Regions from separate parts of the Homo sapiens genome. Here regions 1, 2 and 4 are each linked to region 3. The links are chromatin loops, found by intact Hi-C in ENCODE. Cell type or tissue: heart left ventricle. All regions are shown on one strand.

The links. A loop is a pair of places that touch in the nucleus more often than their neighbours do. Peaks named below come from ENCODE experiments on the same cell type or tissue, not always from the same donor. Only the 100,000 strongest peaks of a DNase experiment are listed, where the experiment ranks them.
Region 1: it touches region 3 in a loop (2.4-fold over the local background); 7 of 110 quality-filtered maps call a loop at or near these places.
Region 2: it touches region 3 in a loop (6-fold over the local background); 9 of 110 quality-filtered maps call a loop at or near these places.
Region 4: it touches region 3 in a loop (2.4-fold over the local background); 7 of 110 quality-filtered maps call a loop at or near these places.

The regions. Positions count from the first base shown.
Region 1 is chr12:115,437,523-115,442,522 of GRCh38, reverse strand. All of the region lies in intron 2 of LOC105370003 (a long non-coding RNA gene), which reads left to right. Among named protein-coding and RNA genes, the nearest start is that of LINC02463, 450 kb to the left of the region's middle. In heart left ventricle, no CTCF peak of the experiment used is centred here; a DNase peak (open chromatin) is centred at 1,942; H3K27ac peaks cover 2,353 bases.
Region 2 is chr12:115,621,535-115,626,534 of GRCh38, reverse strand. The region is part of intron 1 of LOC105370003 (a long non-coding RNA gene); the gene reads left to right. All of the region lies in intron 2 of LOC105370002 (a long non-coding RNA gene), which reads left to right. Among named protein-coding and RNA genes, the nearest start is that of LINC02463, 260 kb to the left of the region's middle. RefSeq lists an enhancer at 2,410-2,926. In heart left ventricle, no CTCF peak of the experiment used is centred here; a DNase peak (open chromatin) is centred at 2,434; H3K27ac peaks cover 407 bases.
Region 3 is chr12:115,501,724-115,506,723 of GRCh38, reverse strand. All of the region lies in intron 2 of LOC105370003 (a long non-coding RNA gene), which reads left to right. Among named protein-coding and RNA genes, the nearest start is that of LINC02463, 380 kb to the left of the region's middle. In heart left ventricle, a CTCF peak has its summit at 2,311; no DNase peak of the experiment used is centred here; H3K27ac peaks cover 1,289 bases.
Region 4 is chr12:115,449,871-115,454,870 of GRCh38, reverse strand. All of the region lies in intron 2 of LOC105370003 (a long non-coding RNA gene), which reads left to right. Among named protein-coding and RNA genes, the nearest start is that of LINC02463, 430 kb to the left of the region's middle. RefSeq lists a silencer at 2,846-2,955. In heart left ventricle, no CTCF peak of the experiment used is centred here; DNase peaks (open chromatin) are centred at 2,690, 3,030 and 3,590; H3K4me3 peaks cover 1,084 bases; H3K27ac peaks cover 659 bases.

The sequences.
Region 1 (5,000 bases), 64 kb after region 3:
CGTGAATGCTGGTGCACCCTTTTTTGTAAGGGCTTGGTGGATAGCTTTGTCCAAGTGACCTTCCTCGGTGCCTGAGGTTTCAGAAGCATCGTAGATCTGAAAGGGTTGGGGAAAAGCCTGTTCTCTTTCCAAGACCAAGTTGAGAGCCTGGGATTCTTGGCTGGTGCTGCATAAAAGCTCTGTGATTCTGCAGGAAAGAAAGGCAATGGGCACAGGTGGTGGTATCTTGCCCATGCTCTTCCTGCTGGTTGCAATTGTCTCCATGACTTCAGCCCAAGGAGAACGAAGCACACAGTGTGGACAGTCACTAAAAACCATGCTGTGTTCCCTGAGGGCTTTGGAGTCAGATCGATCTCACCTTAAATTGTGGCCCTGCCACTTTCTAGTGTCAGATCTTTTTGAGTCTTGATTTTTTAATTTGTAAAATGTGAACAACAGTAGCCTTGACTTCATAGCATGGGTCTGAACATTGAGAGAAGTATTGCATGTCATATAGTCATTCAAATACCTGGTATGCACTGCTGTTGTTTTTATTAGCTGCAAGGCTACTGCCACAAGTTTTTCCTTTTGATAAATTTGAAAAATAAAGGACAAATATAATGATAGTTCCTGTATTAATCAGGAACTCTAGAGGGACAGAACTAATAGGATATCTACATATGTGTGTGTATGTGTATATATATATATATATATATATATATAGAGAGAGAGAGAGAGAGAGAGAGAGAGAGAGAGAGAGAGAGAGAGAGAGACAGAGAGGACAGAACTGACTAGTCAGTTCTCTAGAGGGACAGAACTAACTAGATATATACTAGTTAGAGGGACAGAACTAACTAGATATATATATATCCTATTAGTTACATATATATAGGAATTTATTAAGTATTAACTCACATGATCACAGGATCCCAAAATAGGTCATCTGCAATCTGAGGAGGAAGGAGAGCCAGTCTGAGTCCCAAAACTGAAGAACTTGGAGTCCGATGTTTGAGGGCAGGAAGCATCCAGCACGGGAGAAAGATGTAAGCTGGGAGGCTAGGCCCGTCTCGTCTTTTCACGTTTTTCTGCCTGTTTTATATTCTAGCCATGCTGGCAGCTGATTAGATGGTGCCCACCCAGATTAAGGGTGGGTCTGCCTTTCCCTGCCCACTGTCTCAAATATGAATCTCCCTTGGCAGCACCCTCACAGACCACGCCCAGGATCAATACTTTTGCATCCTTCAATCCAATCAAGTTGACATGCAGTATTAACCATCACAGTTCCCAACAATTCCAATGTCCAGAATTTTAAGAAGTGTTAATACTTATAGTTTTACATGTTGATTTGTGAAGTCTCATGGGCTTTGAATGTGAGCCCAGTGACAAGGAATAAGCTCAGATTTTATTCTTAGATGGACAGCTTCCTAGCTGTTGTGAATCTGGGCAATTCATGTCACCCCTCTAAGCCTATTTCTTCATCTTTAAGAAGGCAATACCTCCTTCGGAACAGTGATAATTGATATTTATAAGGAATGTCATGGAAATTACATTTCAAATAGTTTAGAGTTCGGGCATGTTATTCTAATTCCTTGAAAGATGGTCATGTATACAGCAGATAATGTGACAGGACAGCATGCTGTATGCTTAAATGTGGGGTTCAGTATGCTAAGTGTCCGGTGTGGCCCCTGCCTGGCATATTATAGGTGTCTGGTTTGAGTTCCTTTTCTTTGGCTGATGTGAACTCAGTGCCTGGGTTCTGAAGTGAAGGCTCAATGTTCTCTCTTTGACACCTAATCCTCCTTGAAAACTGGGCCATAGTTGATCTTTCCAGAAAGTGAAAGGCCCTTTGCTCTGAGTCATGGTATGGTTGGGATGTCAGCATTGTCCCCTGGAGCCGGAGGACCTGGGAGAGGAACTCCTCCCTGGCTCAGGGCCTGGACCACTGCCAAGGAGGATGTGTCAGCTCGGGGGCCCAGGCTTGACCAGGGAGAAGGCTCCCCTTTGCAGTCCTGGTGCCAAGCAAGGTTCACTGCCGTCACTTGCAGGCCCCAGAATGGTTCATTGTGGAAGACTTTCCTTCTAATCTCCCTGAGCCACTCTTGCCCCTCCTATCCATTCAATGAGAAGCTTTTGAAAAGCAAGACCAGATCATACCACTCACCCAGTTTCAATCTTCTGGTGGCTTCCACCGATCCTGGAGTAAAATTCAAACTCCCATCATGGCTCATGCAGCACAAGGCCACATAGTATAGTGGTCCAGGCCTTCCAGGGTATCTGTTTTGCTCCTCTGTCTAGACCAGTGTTCTCAGTGGGGGGATTGTGATTTTGTTGCTGGGGGACAGCTTGGCAATGTCTGATTGTAATAACTTGAGAGAGTATGATGCTATTGACATCTAATGAGTAGGGGCCATGGGTGCTGCTAAACATCCGACAATGCACAGGGCAGCCCCCAACCACAAAGAATTATCTAGCCCTAAATGTCAATAGTGTCAAAGTTGAGAAACTGGTATAGACCTCACCTCTTCCAGGAAGCCCTCCCCGAGCTCTCTGGGTTGAGTAGATACATCCCTCAGTTCCCACACATCCCTAATCATTCTCATTGCAGCCTGCATCAGTCTGCATGGTCCTTAGATTCCAGAAGAGCCTGTATGTCATGGCATCTATATCTTTGTCTTCCTTCCCCTCTAGCTTGTGAATCCCCCTCTCCTTAAGGGGAACGGGGATCACATCTTACCCACAGTTGGGTCTCCAAGGTCTAGCATAGAACCTGATACATTGTGAGCACCCAGGATGTTGAATGAGTGAATGGATGAATGAACGAATGGAACAACAGTCTGAGACTCAAGAAGATGCATCTTCTTCCTCGTCCCCATTGTATTCCCACTGGGTGTGTCATTAACCTTGCTCTCAGTTTCAATCCCTCCTTCCAAATTGGCTTAATAAATTATCCATATAGCCTGATCCTTGTGAAATAGCATGAGCTAGCTTGGATGGAAGTGTACTGAGCTCCATGTAGGAGAGAAGATCAACCCTTTTGCACTAAGACAATATTATTTTCATGTGTTACTCTGATAATATCTGTTAGCCCTCTGTGCCTAAGGGAAGCCCTGGATAAAGAAAGGCTTTGTGCTCTGAATAGCAGAGCAATAGTCTTGTGGATCTTAATCTCTTATCTGTGACTTTATTTTGGAAAACTGTGCTCCAAGCTCCACCCTTGTCCCCAAGTCCATGCTAATGCCTTCAACAAAGATCCCTGGAAGGGGAAATATAATTGAGTTCATCCTAGCCAGGAATCCGCACTCCCTCTCCCAGTGGGTGGAGGGACTTGTGGGTCCCACCCTTCATTCATTCTGGTACTATCAGCTCTCTACACACCCTTGAGAATCACCATGTAGAGTTTAAAACAATGGGGTTTGAAGAGGAAAGACAAAACAATAGATTTGGGGTTCTTCCCCTCAGCCAAGGTTTTTCAACCTTGGCACTGTTGACATTTAGGGTTGGACAATTCTTTGTAGTGGGGACTGCCCCGTGCATTGTAAGATGTTTAGCAGTGTCCCTCCATTTCACAATGGCAACTGTTGGCATTTGGATTTGGGTTGGGGGAGGACATTGATGAAGATTTTCATCTGTGTCAGTAATGTAGGAAAGAAAGATTAACTCTTGGAAAACCTCGGAAAAGATGGTCCTGAAGTCTAGCCTTAAATTTTTCACAAGCCAGCTAGTGGCCTTAAGCAAGTCAATGGACTTCTCTGAGTCCTAGTGTCATGATGGATAAATGAGATATCTATTCATTCTTCACTCACTCACTTTCATGGGTTTACCATCTAAAACCTGGTCATTGCTATCCTATTATGTATGTGGCTCCTATAATGACTTAACCCTCAGACCACTCTGCAAAATTATCTCTCTGACCTCATCTCCTACTCTCCAACCTCCCATCCACTCCTGGCTTCCTTGCTGTTCCTCCAACACACTAGGCAAACTCTCACCTCAGGGCCTTTGCACATACTATTTCCTCTGCCTGAAATAGCCTTCTTCGGGTATCTGCATGGTTTGCTTTCTCATCTCTTTTACATCTTGTCCTGAAATGTTACCTCCTCAGTGAGTCCTTTCTGGGCCCTTTACCTAAACCTGCTACTGCAACACACACACACACACACACACACACGCACACACACACACACACACGCGCACACACATGCTCTCTCTCTCTCTGTCTGTCTTCCTAGCCTCCTTCCCTGCTTTAATTTTTCTTTGTCTAATTTGCTATGTAGTTTTCTTATTTATTTTATTCTTTATGGTCTATCATCCTACACAAGAGTGGGGTGGAATCTGTGTTTGCTTCGTTCACTTGTTCACTGCCCTATCTCCAGTCCCTAAAACACTGCTCAGCCAAAATTAGCACTCAAATACTATTTTAATAAGTGAATGGGCAAGTGAATGAAAGGGATTTATTACTTTTGTTTCATAGAAACTGAGGCTCTGAAGGGTTGAATCATTTGTCGCTGCAAATAAAAGGCAGATCCAAATTTGATTCTTCTTCTGCCTGTCTCCTGAGCTAATAGGCCCTGTTGAGGTAACTGACACCCTCTGTCTGGCTGGAGGAAGACAGGAGTTAAATACATAATTATGTATAGAATGAACTAATTGTGATTTTAGTAGAGCTGCTATGGACAAGTGTAGAAGCTTATGGTGAATTCATCGAGGAATTGATTCAAATATTTCAAATATTTAGGACCACTTTTCAGATCTCTTTATCTTTTTAACAAATGAAGGGGGGGCAATCCTATCTCAACAATAGGATATCAATGTCCATTGCCATTTTAACAAAAGCCCAAATGAATGAAGGGAAAACCATCACCGACAGCATATGTTTATCCTCATTGTTTCAAAGTTAACCAGTCACGGCATTCTGTTTTTTAAATAGACTTTCTGAAAAACAACAATATCCGCCTGCCATCCACACCCTCCCTAACTCCTCCAAAACAAAACTGCCATAAATAGGACTTGGGAAGCAATCA
Region 2 (5,000 bases), 120 kb before region 3:
AATTTCTGAGCTCTCTGTGTTTAGGGATGGAATTTGGTTTATTCAAAGAGTAGCAGGTTATATATCTTGATGGTTACATTAGCTCAATATTTTGTTTCCTTTCTGGAGCAGGTAAGCCTTACAGACTGTTTTAGTTTGCAGCAATTAAATTTGCTTATCGCTGTGAAACAGAATTTCATTTGAAGCCAGTTATTAATGTCTAAAATGCACTTCCAGGAAATAATTTTGAACGTTTTATTTATTAAAAAGAACTCAATGTTTGTTCAAAGGCATTGATGTAATTTACAAAGTTCGATATTAGATATTTTATGAGGCAATATAAAAATGCCATTTTGCAAGGCCCCATTTTTTTAATTGTACTGTGGCACATTCAATGTCAGTATAAGGTGCTATTTTGTATTCTGCTTTTATGGCACTACTTAGTAAGTTTATTAAGAGAATTAGCAAACAAAAAACCTTCCACTCTTCCCAGCCCTGGATTCTTCTCATTTGCTGGTTTATTTTTAATGAAACATCTTCAAAAGGTACATAAAAGAAGCCTCTTTACTTATACAGCTTTAGTGCCTCACCTTTATGGAAAAAGAAGAAATTTGGGAATTTGATTTCATCTGGAAAATCTGGGACACATGATACTGTATCAGATCTTGCTATACCTCACCAATATTCTCTTTGCACTTGTCAAGTACATGCCTATGGTGCCAATGCAAACACCTGAGACTCTCCATCTGAGGGCTTTCTCTTGGACTCAGTGAAGGGCAGGGTAGAAATGCTGGGGAATCAACACCCCAGGAGCAGTCCTTTATCAACAGTGGATGGGTGTTAGAGAATAAATACTTGTCTTCTTCCCCACTCAGGGAACGTAACTTTAAAGCATGTTCTATGCAGCCTTTCAGAGTTCTCCAAAGGATTCAGTTTCCAGTTGGCCACTGTGGGAACCTGCTCCACAATGCAGTGTATCGGTTATCTACTTTTGCATAACATGTCATCCCAAAACTTAGTGACTTAAAGCAACAAATACCTACTATTTTACAGTGGGGTAGGGTTTCAGATAAGGAGTAGTTGGGTGGATCTGGCAGGTTCTCTCATGAAGTTGCAGTCAAGATGTCGGCCAGGACTGTGATCTCATCTGAAGGCTTGACTGAGGCTGAAGCATCTGTTTCCAAGCTTACTCCCATGGCTGTTGGCAGGAGACCTCAGTTGCTCACTACATGGGCCTCTCCACAGGGCTGTTTGAGTGTCTTCTGACATGGTTTCTGGTTTCCTAGAATATGACAATGGCTGTCTACAGAAACTAACGATTTGTTCTTCTTCTCACTCTGGGACAATTTTGTCCTCTCTATTACTCAGGATAGACTAGTTGCTAAAACCACCACCACAACAAAAATCTTCAAAATGTCCATGGCTTAACTCAAAACAAGTTTGTTGCTTGCTTGGTGGCAGAGCAGGGGTGGGGAAGACCCTGCTCCATGCAGTCTTTCAGGGTCCCAGGTGCCTTCCATACTGGGCTCTGCTTCCTTTTATTCTTTAGCATCTTCTCAATCCAGATGGCAAATGGGGATTGTGAAAAGAGCATGGAGCTCCTGAGAAAGACGCTGTTGTTAGGGCAGCTGGGCTTGGAAGTGGCACACCTCAAGGCTGCCCAAGTTCATTGCCCAGAATTCACACTCATGGTCTCCCCTAACTTCAAAGGAGGCTGGGAAATGTGATCTTGTTGGGTGCCAAGGGGAAGGAAGCTAAGTAGGTTTTTGGGGAGCAGCCAGCTAGGCTCTCCTACATCTTCTAACAACCCCCAAAGAAATGGCAATAACTCAAACTAACCCCCTTTATTGAGCTCCTTGACACAGGTCAAGCCCTTTTCCATGTTCTGCCTTTTTTCTCAGTCTGATGACACTTTGAAGCAATAGGAGAAGCAAATGCATATGGCACTGACTGTAGTAACTTAACCCCTACAGCAACCCTGTTAGGGCTATTTGCCTTTTATATTATTTGCATTGTAGAGATGAGGTTTTTATTTGCATATTATTATTTGCATTTTAGAGATGAGGAAACTAAGACACAGAGAAGTTTGGTCAATTGCTCAAATCACACAGCTCAACAGTGACAGGTGGGATTTGAACTCAAATCCTGTGTCCTTTCTAAGCCACAGCTGGAGTGTGACTCCCAGGACTGGACCAGCCTTGTTTTGATCCTCCTTGGGAGGAATGAACGCAACTGTGCTGTCTAGTGTGATAAAAATCTCTGCAGCCGTTGGAGCTCAAGGAGGCTCTTCCCAGATTACCCCCCTTCCCTTTCCTAATGAGCCGGGAGATGCCGGCAGGACGGCGGCAGCCAATGGACAATTAGCGGAGAGGGCTGTCCCAAACGGGCTGGGCCCAGCATCAGGGCCCTAAGTGTCTGCTTATTAAATCACAGCTTGGCCTGGAGCCCGCGGCTCTGCCCCCTCCTCCTCCTCGCCGGGACGCCACACACAGCCCTTCTGGAGGCAGCCCCCTGGGATAAAGCTCAGCCCACAGGATCCGGGGAAAACACAACTAGAGAAAGGCAGGAAGACATTCCGGCCCAGCACAAAGGCCCAGGCGTCAGAGGAGATGGGTGGGCACATTCCTCTGCACAACAGCAGAGGGGATCACCACGCACCTCCTGCGTTGGGTGTGAGGTCAAGCCTCTCACCTCTTTGAGCCTCAGTTTCCTCCTCTGTACAATGGGGATTTTCCAGTGTCTGACTCACCAGGATTACATGAAGTGATGCTCATAAAGGCTTAGCACCTGGCTTGGAGCAGAGTAGGGATCTGAACAATGCTCTCAGCTACTTAACAAAATGCAGATTCATTGAACCAAACCCACACCTGGAGGCTGGAGCTAAGGAATCTGCATTGTGTATGTTCTACACCAGGGCCGGAAGCACAGTATAGGTGGATAAATAACGCTTTGAACAGAAGTCAGCAAACTTTTTCCTCTAAAGGTCCAGAGAGTCAATATTTTCAGCTTTGCTGGCCACACTGTCCCAACTTCTCAACTCTGCTGATTCAATACGAAAGCAGCCACAGACAACGTGCATTGAATGGGCCAGGCTGTGTTCCAATAAAACTTTATTTGTGGACACTGAATTTTAAATTTCATATCATTTTCACATGCCATAAAATAGTTTTCTTTTTTGATTTGTTTCTCAAGCCTTTAAAATATTCAAACTATTTGTAGCTCATAGGTTATATAAAAATAGGCAGCGTGTCAAATTTGGCCCAAGGGCTGCAGTTTACAAACCCCTGTTCTAGAACAGTGCTGTTGCTTAGAAATATAATGTGAACCTCCTGCACAATTTTTAATTTTCTAGTAGCCATATTTAAAAGCAAAGTTTAAAAAAAAAAACTAAAATGTGCTTTAATAATATAATCAATTTAACCCAGTATATACGAAGTATTAATTTTTTACTTATTTTTATTTTTTGAGACAGGGTCTCACTCTGTTGCCCAGGCTGGAGTGCAGTGGTGTGACTCCAGCTCACTGCAGCCTCAACCTCCCAGGCTCAAGCAATCCTCTTGCCTCAGCCTCCCAAGTAGCTGAGACTACAGGCACCTGCCTCTATGCCTGGCTGATTTTTTATTTTTTGTAGAGATGGGGTCTTACTATGTTGCCCTAGCTGGTCTCAAACTCCTGGGCTCAAGCAATCCTCCTGCCTTAGCCTCCCAAAGTGCTGAGATTACAGGCCACTTATTATCATATGTGCACCCAGACTACCATATAATCAATATAAAAGTATTAATGGGATATCCTACATTCTCTCTCTGTGTGTGTGTGTGTGTGTGTGTGTGTGTGTGTGTGTGTGTGTACCAAGTCTTTGAAATCTGGTATGTTTTACACTTACAGGGCATCTCAGTTCAGTCCAACTCATTTCAAGCACTCTATAGCCACCTAAGCTGGTGATTCCACTAGTGGATAACACAGCTCTAGATGACGTGTTTTTTGTCTGATGCCATGCCAGACTGTAGTGGCTTGGCCATCCTCCCATTCACAGAATGGAGAAACTGAGGCCCAGAGAGGAAAAGCAGCTTGTCTGAGGTCACACAGCAATGCGAGCTGCACAAAGTGCTTACTGTGATTTCTCAGAGGCCAGGGTCTCTACCTCTCTTATGCCCAAATCCTGTTGCCACCAAAACTGCAACCCTGTTAATCCTGAAGTCTGATGACCACCATCTTTCCAGCACACCCTCTCTGAAATGCCACCTCCCACAATTCCTGACCTCACAGGGGATTCTAGTGTCTTGGTTTCTTCCTATCTTTCACTTCTTCTCTTTCCACCTCAACCCACCATTTCTAAGACCCAGAAGTTGGAGTCTCCTTGCTTATACTTTTGCTGTGCTTGCCCTCCCTTCCTCCCTTAGAGTGCCTGGAGAAAACCTAACCCATCTGACCTTCCTCACTCCTCTGTCCTTTTCTGGGGCTGCAAATTGCTGGGGGACCACCATGATGGTGAGTTCGCTGCACCGACCTGCTAGGCTATAGCACCCAGATATTCAACAGCACATGTATGTAGTTGTTGCTATGATATGTGGTGAGCATTGACAATCAGCTGACTTGAAGTAAAGGAGACTCCTCAGTAATCTGGGTGGACCTCATCCAATCAGTTGAAGGCTATAAGAGCGAGAACAGGTTTCTGGAGTAGAAGAAGAAATTCTGCTTCAAGACCGGGGCATCAGCTCCTGCCTGAGTCCCAGCCTGCCCTGTGGACTTTGGACTTTGCCAGCCACCACAATTGGTGAATCAAATCCTTAAAATAAATCTCCTCTTGATTCTGTTTCTCTGGAGAACCCTGAGTGACACCACAGCCCTCTACTGTGCTGATTCTCTTACTTTGAATTCCTGCCCAATCCCCTCTAGAGAGCTGTTGCTGCCACTCAGAAATGCCATTGCTTTCTCACTGTCTCTCGTCCGTCTTCAGCCTCTGTATCCCTTCCTCATCCTGCCCTGACCACCTGTAACAAAGAAACACCCAAACTCCATCA
Region 3 (5,000 bases):
GAAAGGGGTCCTGATCCAGACCCCAAGAGAGGGTTCTTGGATCTCGTGCAACAAAGAATTTGAGGCAAGTCCATAGAGTAAAGAAAGTGAAAGCAAGTGTATTGAGAAAGTAAAGGAATAAAAGAATGGCTACTCCATAGACAGAGCAGCCCCAAGGGCTGCTGGCTATCCATTTTTATGGTTATTTCTTGATGATATGCTAAACAAGGAGTGGATTATTCATGCATCCCCTTTTTAGGCCATACAGGGTAACTTCCTGATGTTGCCATGGCATTCGTAAACTGTCATGGCGCTGATGGGAGTGTAGCGGTGGGGACGACCAGAGGTCACTCTCGTCACCATCTTGGTTTTGATGGGTTTTGGCCAGCTCCTTTAATGCAACCTGTTTTATCAGCAAGGTCTTTATGACCTGTATCTTGTGCTGACCTCTCATCTCATTCTGTGACTTAGAATGTCTAACCTTCTGGGAATGCAGCATAGTAAGGTCTTAGCCTTATTTTACCCAGCCCCTATTGAAGATGGAGTTGCTGTTGTTTAAACGCCTCTGGCAGCTCTATTTTGCAAAGTGTGTACTCAGTGCCAGACACAGGGCGAAGCCCTGGAAATCCTTGTTGGTATACAGTGGTGTCATCTTTTCACAAGAGGCAAAACGGCATCCCCACAGAGGTGGCAGATGCTGGAGCCAGAGAGCCTGAATCCAGGCCCTGCTCTTCTGCTGCCCAGTTTTATGACCCCAGGAAATTCATTTATTCTTGTGCCTCAGTTTCTTCATCTGCAACAACAGTACTACCTACACTTCACAGGGATTGGGAGAGGATCGAATGAGTTAAAACATGTGATGCTCTTACCCAGTGCCTGGCCCCTTGTCAGTCCTCAGTAAATGCTGGCTATGATATTTCAAGATGCTTACATTCAAGAAGGGCTGTCAGACAAATCAACTAAGTGCAAAGTCTGATGTGTTTTCGCAGCGTAAGGAGTAGGTATTGATTGGGGAGCACAGACAGGAAGCCTGTTTCGATCAAGTAAGACCTCTCTGAGGAGGTGATGTTTAAGCTGAGACCTGCTGGATGAGTGAGAAGCTTCCAGGCCCAGAGAAGAGTGGTCTGGGCAGCAGAAAGAGCAGGTGCAAAGGCCCCGAGGCAGAAACAATTTGGGATGTTCAAGGAATAGCAAGAATGCCATCAAGGGGAGGAGAAGAGTATTTGGGGTTAGAGAAGTGTCATGGGCCTTGTAGGCCAGTGCAAGGAATTTAGATTTTCTTCTGGCAAAAAAAGAAACTCCTGGAAGGGTGTTACAGTGAGAAGCGACACCACCCAATGTGCTCATCTGGGTCCTCCAAGATGCAGGTGCCAAGACGAGATTAAATGTGGAAAGCTTTTTTTAGGAGAAGTGCCTGTTGGAGAGAAAATGGAGAGAGAGCTGGGAAAGGCAGGAGAGCTAGCTGGAGGACTGGTATACAGGTCTGATTCCTAGTGAAGGAGATACAGAGAAGCTTGGGTGGAAGCATCCCAAGCTGCCAAGCTGTCCAAGAAAGATTCATCAAAGCCATGGGGAGCCCTTGAACTATGAAAGGAATTCTGCGTCTCCCAGGAACGGGCCTGCCTTAGTATGCTGCCGTTTTCAGACATTGGCTGGGGATGGCCCACAGAACACACGGCCTCCTGTTCATGCAGGGAGCTCCAGAGCGCAGCAGCTGGGCCCTTGGGCCATTGGGCTCCCTGTTCGTGTTGTTCCACGAGGTGCATTTTGCCCATTTGACTAGCATTTTCAGAGGTGCACTTGGGCCATTCTAAGAAGACAGGCTGAGAGGGTGGACAAGAAGTACGCTGATGACTGTTAAAAGCTCTAGTGCCAAAGGCCTATGCAGGGGGCTGTATGGGCAACCCCAGATGGGGCTCAGTGTGGAGGCCAGACAGAGGTGTGTGCCTCCCAGTGAGCTGGGCCCTGCCTGGCTCCATCCCTGCCTGTCCAGCCTGCGGACACCCCCACAAATCCCCTGTCTCCCCAGAGGAAGTCAGGCCTGTAGCCTGGCTTCCTGCTATTATGCCGTTTTTACAGCCTGGACTTGATTTAGGTGTTACGCTCTTGCTAAGAATATGCGCTGACACTTGAAAGGAACTTTATTATTGTCCTAATTTGTGAAGAATTAGTCGTTGCTTTTTTTTTTTTTTTTCCCTGCTCCCCTTTCTTCTCTGCAGGGTCAGGCTGGAGCCGAGTTATTGTTGTTAAATTTAGATCTGAAACTATATTGGGCCTGGGCTGGTGTCTCTATGCTTTCACTTCTTAAAACAGGAAGGAAGGCCCCAGCTAGGGGGTTTCATAGAGCCGAGAAGCTGCTCTGAAGGCCTTGGGAAATGTGTTTTGGTGGAAACCACTAGATATGCTTAGAAAGGACCAGATTCAGAGAGCGTCTTGGTGTGGTTAAATTGAAAGATTTTTCCCTGGCCTTCTGATATGCCTGTGAGCCAGGTCTGCAACTATGGTAGGTTACAGCATGGGCAGTGAAAGCCACCTGACTTTGGACGGGGAACTCCTGCTCAGCTGCCCCATTGCCTCAGTTTCCCCATCTGTAAAATGAAGATCATGATATTACCAGAGGCTGGTGGTGGATTAACTGAGGTAGCATTAGTAAAGTGTGTAGCGGAGTGCCTGAAGCATGCGTAGGTAACGTGTGAGCTCTGGGTTTCCTGGCTGGTGGAGCTCAAACTTAGAACAAATCAAGGAAGGTCTCAGAGATAAAAAGAATTCTATGGTAAAGCATTAATTGATCAACGGAATGAACTTACTAGTTACTTGAGAATTAATACCAGCAAGAGTTATTAAGAAATAGCAAAAATCATTTTGTGATACTAGCTAATGTTGACTGAGTGATTTCTACATGTCTGGAACCAGCTAAGTCCTTGATACATGAGACAGCGCAGAGCATAGTGACGAGTGGGGCTCTCAGATTACTCGGTTCACAATCCCAGCTCTGCCACTTAGCAGCTGTATGGTCTTAGGTAAGTTACTTTACCTCTCTGAGCCTCCGTTTATTTTATTTATTTTATATTTTGAGATGAGATCTCACTCCGCTACCCAGGCTGGAGGGCAATGGCACAAACATAGCTCACTGTGGCCTGGGCAACAGAGCAAAATCCCATCTCAAAATAAAATCCAATATCTTGACTGGAACCTTCTGAGAAACCCTCAGCCAGAGCCACCCAGTTAAGCCACTCCAGAATTCTTGATTCACAGAAATGATAAGATTTTTTTTCTTTTTTAAGCAGCTAACTTTTGGACTAACTTGTTACACGACCATAGCTAACTATATGACCTTATGTAATTTGCTTGACCTCTCTAAGCTTCAGTATGATCATTTGTAAGATGGGAATAATAGTCTTTCTCTTAGGGGATTGTGGTGTTTAAATAAAATAATTTTGTAAATAATAGCAAATGTATAAGCAGTTTTTTCTAAATACCAGACACTTTACATAAATTAATTCCTTAAAGCATTGACAAATTACCAGAACTTTAAAGTGTTGGTAAATGGTTGGCCCACATCTGAAGTCTGGACTAGGGTGAAGGATCTGCCTTGGCTGTTTGGTAAGAGGCCTCAGTTTGTTGCCATGTGAGGTTCTCCTCAGAGCTGCCTGACATCCTCACAATATGGCAGCTGGCTTCCTCCAGAGCAAGTGATTCAAGAGAGAAGGAAGAAGCCATACTCTCTTTTATGACCTAACCTCAGAGGTGACATACTATCACTTCTGCCATATTCTGTGGGTCACACTGCCCAATCCTGATACAACAAGGGAGGGACTTGAACAAAGTTGGGAATGCCAAGGGGTGGGAAATATTGAAGGCCATCTTGGAGGCTGCCACCCTAGTCACCCTGTGGGTAAATGATGGAGATAGGAATTGAGTTTAGATTCTGCATTCTGCCTTGATTGATGTGTCCTGCATCTACCACACACCAGGGACCCAGAGCCTTTAAGGTGCTCCCAGGCCAGGAGAAAACTGATGAACAATGGAGCAATTGCCTCAGGGGCAATTGAGTTTAGAATGTGGACTGTGAGAGCTCAGCAGAGGGGGTCCTTGTGCAGACTGGGGGATGAGGAGAGTTATGCTGGCTGAGAGGCTCGAGAAGAGCAGTTGGGGAACAGGAAACAGCGTATGCAAAGGCCCAGGGGTGAGATAATGGGGTTTACTGCAACTGAAGCATGGAGTTCCTCTTGGGGAACTGTGAGAGATGAGGATTGAGAGACATCCCAAGGGTCACTTTCCATAAGGACATTGTAGGCTATATTACAGAGACTGGGCTTCATCCTCAGGGTAGTGATAGCCATTGAAGGTGTTTGATAAAAAAAGAAAAATATTCAAGTTTATATCAGCCACAGGAGCACAGGACCTGAGATTAGAAATAAGACATCAAGTCTCCATTGGCCTTTGGTTAGACCATCTTCGCTAAATCCCTGCCCCACTCCTAGCTCCAAGGTACTCAGATCTGTAAAAGGGGGACAATCATTATACCGACCTCATGGGCTTGTGGGGCCATGGAAGTGAGAGGCATGAGGATGAATAGGAAAATGTAAAGGGCTCGACAGATGGGAGTTCTCCTCTGAAATCATTGTAGAGGTGTTGGTGAGGCAAAGGATAGGCCAAGAGACTGAGAGATCAAGAGTGGGAAAATGGGAGACACATTGGCTTTGTCTCCAAGGCCCCCTCTGCAGCCAGACTTTTCTCAAGATACCATTCCTACTTGCCCATCAGTGGGGTACGGGCAGGAGAGGAAGAGCCAGGACAGGTCTGAGAGCAAGTCCCTGACCCTTGAGCTACATATACTTGAAGAAAAGACCTCATAGAAGTGGAAAACCCGGCACTGCCAGAATCCTGGCTTCTCTCTTTGCAAGCTACATGATCTGGAGCCACCAATTAAACCCACTGACCTGGGGCCACCAGTTAAACTCACTAAGCATCCATTGGATCATCTGTAAAATGGGGATGCCCATGTCAGCACCATACGG
Region 4 (5,000 bases), 52 kb after region 3:
TTAAGTCTTTCAACTCACCGGTAGACTAGTATTTGCTATCAAAGTGAGGTTACAGTAGATTTCAAGAATGTTTGCATGCTTAGTATATAACCTAGCATGAGTCTTTCAAAATAAAATGTCATGGCATTTCACTAGATTGGTCTAGTTTTAAAAAAGAGAAGACCCCCGTCTCCAAAACAAACAACAACAAAGCCCAGAGATCTGGAACAGGGAGTGTGGCCTACCTGCAGCCCTGGAATAAAGATACACTTACTTTAAGGATACTATATATATTTAGTGACTTAATACACATTTAGGGGAAGTGTGTATTAAGTCAAAAGATAGAAACTGCTTGACTAGAAACTTGAAAGGGCCAAATAAATTGTTAGATTAAGTGTCTTCTTTTATGGTTAAGGCCCAGAGATGGCAAGTCACAGAGCAAAGGCCTTTCACTGACAGTATTGGACCAATAACTTTAACTTTCTTATTTATCTATCTATTTTTAGAAATAAGATCTCACTATGTTGTTCAGGCTGGAATGCAGTAGCTTTTCACAGGTGCGATGATAGTTCACTATAGCCTCGGATTCTTGGCCTCAAGTGATCCTCCTGCCTCAGCCTCCCGAATAACAGACTACTGGCATGCACCACGGTGCCCAACTAGACCAAAACTTCTTATACTGGAGGCAGAGTTGGTGAAAAATACTCAAATGGCCATAGCATTTTGTCTCTCTCCCTTCCCCCAATTCCAGCCATCCCGGAGGCTTCAACACACAGGCTCTTTCTTTACAGGGACATGTGAGCTTAAACAGTGAGCATTAGTTATGACTGCTGCCACCAGAGTAGCTGCCAGAAATAGCCCTTTTGGGGCCTGGTGTGGTGGCTCACGCCTGTAATCCCAGCACTTTGACAGGCCAAGGTGGGTGGATCACCTGAGGTCAGGAGTTCAAGACCAGCCTGGCCAACATGGTGAAACCCTGTCTTTACTAAAAATACAAAACTTAGCTAGGCATGGTGGCGGGTGCCTGTAATCCCAGCTACTTGGGAGGCTGAGGCAGGAGGATTGCTTGAACACTGTAGGTGGAGGTTGTAGTGAGCTGAGATCGCACCACTGCACTCCAGCCTGGGCATCCTGGGCAACTCCATCTCAAAGAAAAAAAAAAAAAGAAATATCCCTTTTGGGGAGTTGGTGTGGGGGGAAGTGTTGTCTGGGCAAATTGGCTTGAATGTGGATCTGAGCTGCTTTCATGAAGCAAAGCTGCCCAATGAATGTGCTTTTGGCACCACCTTGTTGGCCTTCTTGGCCCAGTGGCTTTGCCCCAGATGCAGTTTCTGAGATGCTGACGCATGGCAACTCCTGAGCCCCCTTGTTGTTTAACTACTGATACTTTCTGGATGCATCCCCTGGTCAGAAAAATGAATACACAAATAAACCCTATGTCACTGTTCTTCTCCCATCGCTCCTGAATTTATTCAAGTGCAAAAGGGGCTGGTTCCACTGAGATCCCTGCTTGCATGTTTGGTGCAAAGCAGACCACCAGGCCAGGACCCATTCAGATAAATCTAGCCCCATCTCTTGACCCCCAGAGCCGTCTCAGAAAGGGTGGTTTATAAGCTCCTGGCAGAGGCTTGCACTGCAGGAAGGAAGCAGCAGAAACTCACATCCCTGCTGTATCAGTTTGTCATCTTTGGCCTGTGCAACCCTCGGAAACCTTAATCTCTCCAGGCGTCAGTCGGGATTCTGTCCCCTGCACTAAACTCATTTAAGGCAGGGGAGTGTGTATTAATAATGAAGATAACCAAACAGCCCAGGCTGTGATATTCCCTGACCTGCCCCCAGGCAGGCCTTAATGACTGTTTGTGAAGTGCGCCAGAGCCTTACATGAAAGGCACAGGTGAGCACAGTCCTGCCCCCTGAAGTCAGGACACCTGCTGAGCCTAGCCCCTTGTGGGGTCCAGCTATTCCTGCAACCGCTGGCTCTGAAGGCCTTGTCCCTGCAGGCGGGCCGGCCATGCAGAAAGTGCCACAGGATGCTGAGATGGGCAGGGGACACGCAGAGTTATGGGGAGGAGCCCAGGGCGAGAAAAGAAAAGGGAAGATACAGACAAATGAGTGAAAGAACGGAGAAGTGAGAGGGAGTTGGGGACGCAGAAAGAAAAGATGCAGAGAGAGGAGGACAGGCAAGGACTCGGAGAGACAGGGAAGGGAGAGAGAAGGGGAGAGGCAGGTCAGAGTCAGAAAGATGGAGAGAGGGAGAGAAGACAGACACAGGGAGAGGGGAGGGACTGGCTCCAAGTTAGGTGAGGAAGAGAGAAATAGAACAGGGAGAGAGGGAGAAACTAAGAGGGGATGCTAAGAGAGAAGAGAGCGACAGAATCAGCAGGAGGTGGAGAGAATCAGAGAGGTGGGGAGTAGGAGACAGAAAGGTCAGGAAGTGCACAGAGACAGGTACAGGAGACAGGGAGCAACTGGAGACACAGACACACATGCACACGCACACACACACGAACACGCGCGCACACACGCTCGCGGCGAGGGCTGGGGAGGGAGGGAATTTAGGGGAGAGGCGCAGACAAGAGACAGACATGGGCAAGTCACACACTTTCGGGAGAGACATCGCAGAGGGAGAGGGAGAGGAAGGGCAGGGGAGGGGAGGGGAGGGGAGGGGAGGGGAGCCCGCTCCAGCTGCCCACCCATCCCCCGCCCTTCCGCAACGCCAGCATCCTGCGCCCCTCCCCCGCCGCCTCTTATCAGCGGCGAGCGCGGCGCGCGGCGGCCTTGGGCTCGAGGAGGCGGCGCGGCGCGGGGCCTGATTGCAGGTGCGCCGGCGCCGCCGAGTCTGCAGCGGCCGCTCAGTGGCCGGCCCGGCGGCCGGGCGGGTGGCGGCGGCAGGCACGGCGCGAGCGAGGGGCGCGGGGGCGCGGCCTCCCCTTCGCACGCAGGGCGGTAGAATGAGCCGCACGGCCGCGCGCCGCTCGCCCCTCGCCCCGGGCCGGCCGTGAACTTGCCGGGGCCGCCTGCAGGGAGAGGCGGGCCCCGCTGGCACCTGCCGCCCTCCGCTCCCAACTCCGTCCACGCCCGGGGCTCGCAACCCACGCGGACAGGAGACTGCTGGCTATTGGCACTGTCACGACGCTGCTGTGTTTGAGCAACATCTATCTTGAGAGAGATTAATAAAAACAGCGACGTTTTCCAAAGATGCCACTGTTCACAGGACATCCATTGTTTTTTACTTGCTTGGCTGAAGTTAGCAGAGCCTTGAATAGCAGGGCCTACCTGGCTTTGCATCTGAACTTTGCCTTTTTCTAACTGTGGCCTTGGGCTAGTGTCTTGCCTCTCTGCATCTCTATCTTCTCCCCTGGGAAACGGGAAGAATAAAGGTGTCTGCGTCACAGGGATGCCGGGAGGTTAAAGACAGGCAAAGATATAAGTGGTTCAACAGTCCCCAACACATAGAAGCTGTTCTGTAGGACCAGGCTGGTGTTATCATCATTAGTGGGGCTGGGGAAGGGTTGACAAAGGAGCTGGTGGACATCCACCTCCTGCTAACCCCAAGGATCGGTGCCTCGGAGTCTCCTTCCTCTCGGCTGCAGGAGGCCAGGAGTCCTGGGTGTGCCTGCTGGCCTCCCTCGGGAATGGCCAAGTCAACTCCTGGCTCAGGGTCCCATATTCCTTCTCAGAAAAATGGGCCTTGGGCCATCAACCCAAGACTCTAATAACCTGTCTTTCCCCGAGGGTTGCCGAGGATCCAAGGGCAGGGTGGCTACACGCCTGATTTGGTATTGATATCTGGTTCCATCTCTAAGAGCTCTGTAGCTTTGGACCAGGTCATGTCACTTCCCCTAAGGCGCAGCTTGGCAATAGCAGCAGTGGTGCCTAGGGGCGTTGTGGGGATTATCTGGGTGCTGCAGCCCTGGAGCTGGGATTTTTCAGACCTCCGTGTGTGAAGTCCTGCAAGCTGAGAGCCTCCAGATGACCCAACTTAAGATCCACCCAAGCATGCACAGCCAGGACCCGCTCTCCCAGCTGCCGCCAACCAATGATTGGGCATGGCAGAGGTGCTAGAGCCCAGCCTCTCCTGCCTGGTTTGGGACTGCTCTGATGGCCGATCTTTGCGGGCCACTCCTCATCACCAGGCAGAGACTTTCTCGGAGTGGACCAGACCTATCCTGCAGGCTCTTCCTGCCCAGTCCGCCTCCCTTCTCTTCTTCCCCTGTGGGACCTGCATCCTGATGTGCAGGTTCTCCTGGACTACTCCTGCTTCATTCCCCTTTATCCTTCACAGACATCTCCCTCAGTAAATGTCTCATTCCATCTAGACTTCCGCTTCCCAGAGGACTGAAACTAACACAATGAATTAATATGTAAAAGACTCACATACAAAGCCCCTAGTAGGTGCTAGGAACTATTATTATTATTATTACTATTATGATGATGCCTTCCTGCTGTCAGCATTCTAACTGAATATCCTGAGCAAATGAGCTTTTTCTTCCTTTCTGTCCCATTTTCTCTCTATTCTGCAAACACTTCCCGAGAGACCCTCCCAGAAGCCAAGCTGCATGCTTCCTGCTGGATTTACAGAGCTCAGCCCCTGCCCTCTTCCTGCCCAGCAGGGGAGACAGAGAAGAAACAAGGATGATAAAAGCTTGGATAGGCAGAAGCAGCAAAAGACAGCAGGCTGGAGGAGGGAGGAGCAATCAGGGAAGGCCTCCTGAAGGAGATGATGTGTGTTACGTCATGAGAGATGAATGAAGTTATTCACATCACCCAGACAGAGGGGAGGATCCATACCCAAATAAGTTAGGCAAATGAAACACAAACCTATGGTGGGGCCAGGTGGGAAGTTTTCCGTTGGGAGGGTTTGAGAGTCTTTCTGGAAAGGGTGACATTTAATTTGACACTGTGGTATAAATACGAGGGCTGTGTTGCTGAATGGTTAGATGAGTGGGGGTCTCAAACTAGTCTGCTTACCAGAGCCAGGCAGGTCAGAGACATGAGTGATGGGGAATAAGGAGGCCCCT